2 separate regions of the Homo sapiens genome follow, and region 2 is linked to region 1. Evidence: read pairs that join two places in POLR2A ChIA-PET (ENCODE). Cell type or tissue: PC-9. All regions are shown on one strand. Each heading gives the region's core, and the rest is flanking DNA. Links, peaks and the distances in the headings are about the cores only.

Region 1 (4,399 bases), core at 329-4,328:
GAAGCACACATATACTAACTAAGCCAAAGCCTTGTCCACTGACTGGTAGGCCTTCTCCTGGCAGTTGCCGACTAACTCCCAGGATGCTTTAGGGTTGGCACTCAGGATCAAGGTCCCACATTGCAGACCTGGCTGAAAGCAGCTATATATTCCATTGCCCTTCTCTGTGGTGCTTATTAACTGGTCACTTGGCCTATCATTGTTCATTTTAGCCCTTTCTGGAGATGGGGCTGCTGTTCTTCCCCAGAATATTCTGAATTGATTACAGTAGCATCAGAAGAGTTGCTTCCATTTTCACATACGTAGTTGAAAATAGCTCTTCAACAATGACTGACATTAAAAAAAAAAAAATACCAGAAAGAAATGGCCATTCAGACTCCATTTTGGGTGGCACCAAAATTTATAAAATGTTACTATTTTGCAATCCTAAGATCTCCAAACTGACAAACCTATATCAATAAACAGTAGCATAACACTGTGAAATAAAATTTTATGGTGTACCTGTTCCTGCATTTGGATTGTTTTTAATGTTTAAAGTTTTTCTTTATTGTCAGTGTAAGGTTGCCATTGTCTGAGGTTTTGATATTAAAATGTTTTATAAAATGGTGGTGATACTGAATCATATAATTTTAACATCCTTATACCTAGTAAAATAAGTTGGCACCTATGTTGGTCCCCAAAGTTTTTCCCAAAGGCATTTTTAGAGCAGTTTTAGGTTCATAAAAAAAATTAAGGGAAAGCTAGAGATTTCCCATTTACCCCCTACCTGCACACATGCCTAGCTTCTCCCTTATCAACATCTCCCACCAGAGCGGTACATTTGTGACAACTGATGAACCCACACTGACACAGCATTATTACCCAAGTCCATAGTTTACATGAGGGTTCACTCTTGGTGGTATACATTCTGTGGGTTTGGAAAAATTATAATGACATATATCCACCATTATAGTATCATACATATTAGTTTCACTGCCCTAAAAATCCTCTGTGCTCTGCCCAAAAGTTTTAAAATTTTACTATTTTGGTGAAATCCCAAAGTCTTAACAAGCCACATTAGAAATATAAAGTTGCATTCTCACTGCAAAACCACAGAAGCTACTTTCTAAATTCAACCAATCTGGATAACCCAATCCAATCAAACACCTGACATTTCTAACAGATCTGAGCTAACATACAGAGCTCTTACAATTCTTCTGAATTAGCTAACAAGCACTGACATTTTTGAGGTGGATGAGGATTAGCTATTTTCCAACAATCTCTGTACCAAGTTAGAAAAAAAAATAATTCAAGCCCAGATCAAGCTGTCTCACATACAGATTTCAATAAATATTGTTATTTTTATTTTATTTTTTGTTGAGACAGGGTCCCACTCTCCTGCCAGACTGGAGTGCAGTGGCATGACCATAGCTCACTGCAGCCTTGAACTCCTGGGCTCAAGCAATCCTCCCGCCTTAGCCTCTGGAGTAGCTGGGACTACATGCATACTCCACACCTGGCTAATTAAAAAAAAAAAATTTTTTTTAGAGATGGAGTCTTGCTATGTTGGCCAGACTAGTCTCAAAACTCCTGGGCTAAAATGGTCCTCCTGCCTCGGCCTCCCAAAGTGCTGGGACTACAGGTGAGAGCCACCACACCTAGCTCAATAAACATTTTTTAGCAAGCAAACAAAAAAGTTTATGTAAACGGCTGGGTGTGGTGGCTCACACCTGTAATCCCAGCACTTTGGGAGGCTGAGGCAGGAGGATCACAAGGTCAAAAGATCGAGACCATCCTGGCCAACATGGTGAAACCCCATCTCTACTAAAAATACAATTATTAGCTCGATGTGGTGGCATGCACCTGTAGTCCCAACTACTCGGGAGGCTGAGGCAGGAGAACCGCTTGAACCTGGGAGGTGGAGGTTGCAGTGAACTGAGATCGCACCACTGCACTCCAGCCTGGCAACAGAGTGGGACTCCATCTCAAAAAAAAAAAAAAAAGTTTATGTAACCTGTTCTGTATGTTCAATGACGTACTACCTGCTGATTTGGTAAGTTCACCCACCACTGCATTAAAGGTCCACTTAAGGCAGGCTTGACAATATTCCAGAAATAGTACTGTCCTAACGTAGTCAGCCACGGCAACCAAAATCCTTGGACAAAATGGCAGGAAGCAAGACCATTTTGGAATCAAGTGTCAGGCACCATGCCTAAGGGTACAGGCCACAGGGTTTACTAGATTGTTACTTCCTTTTTACTTTAGTATGAGGAAATACTCTGAAATAATTTAGTAAGTTCACATATCCTGAATACCTCTAGTTTTGCCAGTGAGAGCCACTACTAGTATCTATTATAATGATCAACAAGCTATGAATTTCAAAAATATATTTCACACATTTACTCTGCTGATTATCGAAATCTCTGGACGTGACTGAGATACAGATACGAAAAGCACTTGAAACCGCTGCTTTTGGTGTTTCTGTTTAGAACACTAGCTGTCCACTCCTGAGAGGGAAATTCTGTTAAAGCTAATGACTCCTCCTGGGGTGCTTGTAACCTGATTCTAGTATAAAAGCAGCACTGCCTATTCCAAAGAGAATGAAAGCAAATTACAAACATAATTGGGAAAAGAAAAAATACTATACACTCCGATTTCTCAGGACCCAATAGATTTTATTTCAGGTGGGGATAAGGGACAAGCAATGTGAAGACAGGGAAGGAAAGAAGGAAGTCTCTATGTTCTGAAGGACTGCCTACCCCACTGTTGAGAGTGCCACATTCTGCCCTTTTAGCAATTTTAATTAATTTTTACTAGGACTTTGGTAACACCACAGAAACCCTGTGGCTTCCTGTTAAAATGACTGTGTTACATGCCTTATTTTTATTAAAGTGGAATTTAACAAATACTTTTATTATTTTGAAGCATTTCATCAATTCTCGGTGGAAGCACTACATCATCGAATGGGAAATCAACAAATGAAAAATGAAAAAAAAGATTATCCATTCACAGTAAGCACCATTTTACTAGAAAGAGAGATAAACTTCAAAAAGACAGAACTAAAAGTCTTTAAATATAAGACTGTATTCTTCTATATACTACACATCAATTTGTAGTGGCACCAAAGTGTCGCCTGCTCTGCCTGAGGGAGCACTCCCCCTAGTGATTTTCCATAGGAAATAAAGTTAAACTTTTATTAAAGTAAAAATTCCTGGGTCAATTAGAACACAAATAAGGAGGAAATTCTTTATAAAATAAGTACCTTGATGTTAGGGTGACTTAGAAACAATTCATTAGTCTTTGAATTCTAAATAGCTGAAGACATGCAGCTAAAACAATAATTTTTATTTTAATTTTTTTTGTTTTTGAGACGGAGTCTTGCTCTGTCACCCAGGCTGGAGTGCAATGGTGCAATCTCGGCTCACTGCAACCCCCGCCTTCCAGTTTCAAGTGATTCTCTTGCCTCAGCCTCTCAAGTAGCTGGGATTACAGACACCCACCACCACACCCAGCTAATTTTTGTATTTTTAGTAGAGGTAGGGGTTTCACCATGTTGGCCAGGCTGATCTCGAACTTCCTGACCTCAGATGATCCCCCTGCCTCGGCTTCCCAAAATGCTGGGATTACAGGTGTGAGCCACCACTCCCGGCCTAAAATAATAGTTTTAAATGTACAAAAATATCCATCCTTACTGAGCTGATTTATATTTGTTTTAAATTCTTTTTAGATTCAACTTTTAAAAAATACATTAGGCCAGGCATGATAGCTCACGCCTGTAATCCCAGCCCTTTGGGAGGCCGAGGCGGGTGGATTGCTTGAGCTCAGGAGTTCAAGATTAGCCTAGGGAACATAGTAAAACCCCATCTCTACAAAAAATACAAAAATTAGCAGGGCATGGAGGCATGCACCTGTAGTCGTAGCTATTTGGGAAGCTGAGATGGGAGGATTGCTTGAGCCTAGGAGATTGAGGCTGGAGTGAACTGTAATCCTACAACTGTACTCCAGCCTGGGCAACAGAGCAAGATCTTGTCTCCAAAAATAAAAATAAAAAAACTGAGATCAAAATAAATTTAGAGCTAAATCATCAGAATTAAGTAGTGACTAATAAGATGCTAAAAGAAAATCTGAAATTGGAGAGTCTTTCATCTAACAGAGTTACTAAATGCCCATTATATGTTAGGCGCCGTTCTTTGTTCACACTAGTAACAAAAGACAAAAAATAACTATGCTATTTCACATTTAACAGTCCTTAGAATGTTGACTGATTAGATATTTTCCCAAGTATCTTTTAGGTTTGTTCTGTTCTTGGTGGTTATCTAAACAAAAAATACTCTGACAACATTTAGTAAATTCATTTGTTTCCTTCTTGAATACAAACATTTTAGAAAATTCCAACTTCTTTTGTAGTCACTGCTAAATT
Region 2 (4,399 bases), core at 213-4,212, 230 kb before region 1:
CATATTATAGGTCCTGTAACCCCGCTCCACCTGACATCTAGAATGTCCTCAATAAATGCATATTTGATTAAGCTCCTTCTTACCCAGTTAACTAGGATTTTGCCCTTAGCTTTAAGCATTTCTGTAGATAATTACAATAGCTTCATCACAAACTAATTACACATGGGATAATGGACATTTGAGTTTTGGGTTTACAAATCCATATCTCTACTTTTGTGCAAGTGCATTAACCCATGTGGACTTTTTATTTAAAAAAAAACTGAATGATTTTGTAGGCTGGGGTCCTATGGTCCATATTTCTGTATCACCTGTATACTTGGCTTCTAGTTAAGATTCAGTGCATATGACATGAGTAAGAAATTAGAGGCTTCTTTTCTCATAAATTGTAAGTTCTTGAGTAGCCTTAATGCTATTACCGTGTAAAACTCTTGCATTAGATGCAAGGTATGTAGGTTTGTGGATATGTGTGGGGTGTGGGGGGGGAGCATATTCAGTCTTTACTGGTTAATGGAAGCATTCCCCATCCTTCATGTTAGTGCTGTTTGCTTTTTATGCCTGCACACAGAAAGTGGTTGAAAATTGAAAGTCTAGGGTTTCAAATTTAGTTAACAGGAGTTTGTCTTTATCAGGCAGGAGGATCTAGCTGCCTCCATAGCCCAGGCATAGAACAGCCTGCAGTGTTCTGTGACAGAAAAATATCTGAAGGGCTTTTCTATTTGTAGTGTGGCAAATCCAGGCTGGCATGGCCCCTGGGGAGTGATGCCTTGGTTAGGTGGTATCTCTTCCAGGTGTCTTGTTTAGAATAAATTAGGGTGACAGTGTGTTTTCATATCATACCTTCACCACTATTCAAGGATTAACTGCTATTCATCATTAGGCATTGAGGTCTACTGGTCCAGCTGAGCCCCAGCACCCCTTCTCACCCCATACCCCAGGGAAACTTCCCCACCGTCTGTCCTTCTCACATTGTTTCTGCCTATCCTGAAGGTTTTGTTTTTCCTATTCCTCCTTAGCCTGTACTCAAGGGAAACAAGCTTCCTTGTTTCCCTCCTTTGTACTCCCTCAGTTCTGTGGAGTCAAGTCCCAGGAGAGCAGAGAAGATAGGGTCCAATGCTATTTCCAGACCCCAAGCACCATTTCCTCTTAGACCCAGCTGTTACAGTGGCTTTTTATTTCTTGAGGGTTTAAAAATCATTTAATGCTATTCACTTATAGTTAATTGTGATTGTTTTCATTGTTGGCCTGGTTTCTATAGGAGACCCAAAGAGCAGTACTTACTTTCAGAATGGAAATAGCCCAGAAGACTCACACTTGAATTGCCAGCAAGGTCTCCTTCAGTGACTGCACTGATGTTAGAGGAGGGTAATGAATGGAGGACTTATGAGGTGAGGCTGTGTGAGGGCAATGGGGCAGGACAGATCCACAAGCAGTGAATAGCCAAACAAGTGAATGATAAACATGCCCTCCTTAACCTGCAGATTCAAAGGGGACATTGTAGGTCATCCTATTATATATTTCACTTCTGTAGCTTCGTGAAGTAAATTTAGCTGCTGACTTCAGGAATGGGCTGAGCAGACCGAAATGCAACCTGCAATTGTGCTGTTGAAGATCTAGGCACCTCTTTTACTGTGGCATCTGAGTTGGGTCTCTGTCACTTGCAACCTAAGAGTACTGACAAATACTTTGGTGCCCGAGGGCAAGTGTCAGAGACCCAACTTGAAATAGCTTAGGCTAGAAGGGGCGTGCCTTGCCTTATGTGACCCCACATCCTGTGCCAAAAGAGTGTGGCTATAGCAGGGCCTCAGGGATCCCTGGAATCAGCACCCCTCAACCCCATTCCCACCCCTGCCTCTGTCCCCTCTCTCAAACCAGCTAGAACTGGGTCTTGGGCAGCTACCAGGCTCCTGGTTTCCCAATTCTCACCCAGAGAGGAAGGTCTACCTCCCCTCCCCCAACTCTAAAAACCCCAGAGTCTCTGAATAGCCCTGATGAGGAGACATTTCCACCTCTAGGGGAGTAGCTATTACCAGAATGACCTGGTTGGAGTGGGTGGGGAGGGTAGGAGGGAAGGCTGTGCCCTGTTGATCAGACCACTTATGGATCCACTACTGGAGTACCAGGCCACAGCGTTCTGCTCAAGGAAATGGGAGGCCTACCTTCATGTGAGCCAGCACCCCCTCTCTGTTGGACTGCAGACAAAAAAAAAATCCTTTTTTTGAATACACAGTGTTTGAGTAATGTCCAAATATGATAGTTGGGACAGCAGAAATAATTTCTGGACTTTCCTTCCACTCCCTTCTAGGGCATCAGAGTTCACAGAATCTATGTCATTAACATATTTATATATTCCTTATTCTGAAAAGTATTAAGACACTGGATGCCTGGGTAAGGAAAGAGATTCACAAGCCAAGTGACACCACTGCGATCATTGTAAATGACGTCTCCAACATTCCAGAATGTGAGAGTCCAAGTTTCCTTATTTCAAAACTGAGTCAAAGAACCAATGAATATGTAGTAAGCCAACTTCTGGCAATTCATTCTTTCTAGGTTAACAACAGGGATTAAATATAGCCATGAATAGAACCTGTTCTCTTACTCACTCTAAAGATATTTTTCATAACCAATTCCTTTGTATATGGGTCTCCCTTTTGCTTTTTGAATCGGATCTTTTGTTTTTTTTTTTTTTTTGAGGCAGAATCTCCTTCCGTTGCCCAGGCTGGAGTACAGTGGTGCGATCTCACCTGACTGCGACCTCCGCCTCCCAGATTCAAGCGATTCTCCTGCTTCAGCCTCCCGAGTAGTAGCTAGGATTACAGGCATCCGCTACCATGCCTGGCTAATTTTTGTATTTTTTAGTGGAGACGGGGTTTCGCCATGTTGACCAGGCTGGTCTTGAACTCCTGACTTCAGGTGATCCGCCCATCTCGGGCTTCCAAAGTGCTGGGATTACAGGCATGAGCCACCATGCTCAGACTTCATTGGATTTTTTTTTTTTTTTTTTGAGACTGAGTCTCGCTTTGTCACCAGGCCTGAGTCCAGTGGTGTGATCTCAGCTCACTGCAACCTCCACCTCCTGGGTTCAAGTGATTCTCCTGCCTCAGCTTCCCAAGTAGCTGGGACTACAGGCATGTACCACCACACCCAGCTAATTTTTGTATTTTTAGTAGAGATGGGGTTTCACCATGTTGGCCAGGATGGTCTCCATCTCTTGACCTTGTGATCCACCCACCCCTGCCTCCCAAAGTGCTGGGATTATAGGCGTGAGCCTCCCGTGCCCAGGCCACTGGATCTTTTTAAGAACAACTTCACTGAGTTAGAACTTACTTTCTGTAAAATTCACTAATTTTAGTATACAATTCAACAACTTTTAGTAAATTAACAGAATTTTACTGTCATCACCACCATCTAGTTTTAGAACATTTCCCTCACCCCAGAAAGATCCTTTATGGCATTTGCAATTACTTCCTGTTAGCGTTCCCAGCCCTGGACAACCACCAATCTACTTTTTGTCTTTATAAATTTACCTTTTCTGGATGTGTCTTAGAAATAGAATCCTGGCCAGGCGTGGTGGCTCATGCCTGTAATCCCAGCACTTTGGGAGGCACAGGCCGGAGGAACGTTTGAGGCCAGCAGTGCAAGACCAGCCTGGGCAACACAGAGACTCTGTTTCTACAAGAAATACAAAAATTAGTTGGGTGTGGTGATGCACACCTGTAGTCCCAGCTACTCAGGAGGCTGAGGTGGGAGGATCACTTGAGCCCAGGAGTTTGAGGCTGCAGAGAGCTATGATGGTGCCACTACACTCCAGCCTGGGCAACAGAGAAAGACTCTGTCTCTTAAAAAAAAGAAAAAAAAAAAGGAATGGAATCATATAATGTGTGGTCTTTTCTGTCTGACTTTCACTTAACAAAATGTGTTTGAGCTTCATCCATGCTTCACCATGGATCAGCTTGCTATTCCTTTTTATTGCTGGGTAGTATTCCATTATATGGAATTGCCACAGATTATTTACCTAGTTGACAAACATTTCTGTTTTACTTTTTCCACAATTACAAATGCTACTTCTATAAATATTCGGTCTTTGTGTGGACATATGTTTTCATTTCTCTCGTAGGTGGGAATAGCATTGCTGAGTCATGTGGTAAATGTACATTTAACTTTGTAAGAAATTGTCACACTGCATTTCACAATGACTATACCATTTTACATTTTCACCAATAATGTTTGAGGATTGGATCTCTATGTTTAAACTTGATGGGCCCTTTTGGGTTTCAAGATAGGTGAAACTTAAGGAATGGACTTTGGAGGAAGATGTGAAGGGGCTTACCCATACACGGTCACTTGGGGTCAGTTGCTGGGCACTCTGTGAGGTGGTTTTTCTCTTCAGAGGTGAACACGG

What was found. Peaks named below come from ENCODE experiments on the same cell type or tissue, not always from the same donor. Only the 100,000 strongest peaks of a DNase experiment are listed, where the experiment ranks them.
Region 2: POLR2A ChIA-PET joins it to region 1 with 6 read pairs; 9 of 35 experiments call an interaction of 5 or more read pairs at or near these places.

The regions. Positions count from the first base shown.
Region 1 is chr5:34,902,627-34,907,025 of GRCh38, forward strand. RAD1 (RAD1 checkpoint DNA exonuclease) reads right to left here. Exons shown (of 6, transcript NM_002853.4): 6 at 2,634-4,399. It also overlaps a transcript of TTC23L not described here. Among named protein-coding and RNA genes, the nearest start is that of RAD1, 11 kb to the right of the region's middle. In PC-9, for the core only: CTCF peaks have their summits at 3,135 and 3,339; a DNase peak (open chromatin) is centred at 2,253.
Region 2 is chr5:34,671,915-34,676,313 of GRCh38, forward strand. The region is part of intron 1 of RAI14 (retinoic acid induced 14); the gene reads left to right. Among named protein-coding and RNA genes, the nearest start is that of RAI14, 18 kb to the left of the region's middle. In PC-9, for the core only: no CTCF peak of the experiment used is centred there; a DNase peak (open chromatin) is centred at 2,507; H3K27ac peaks cover 3,546 bases.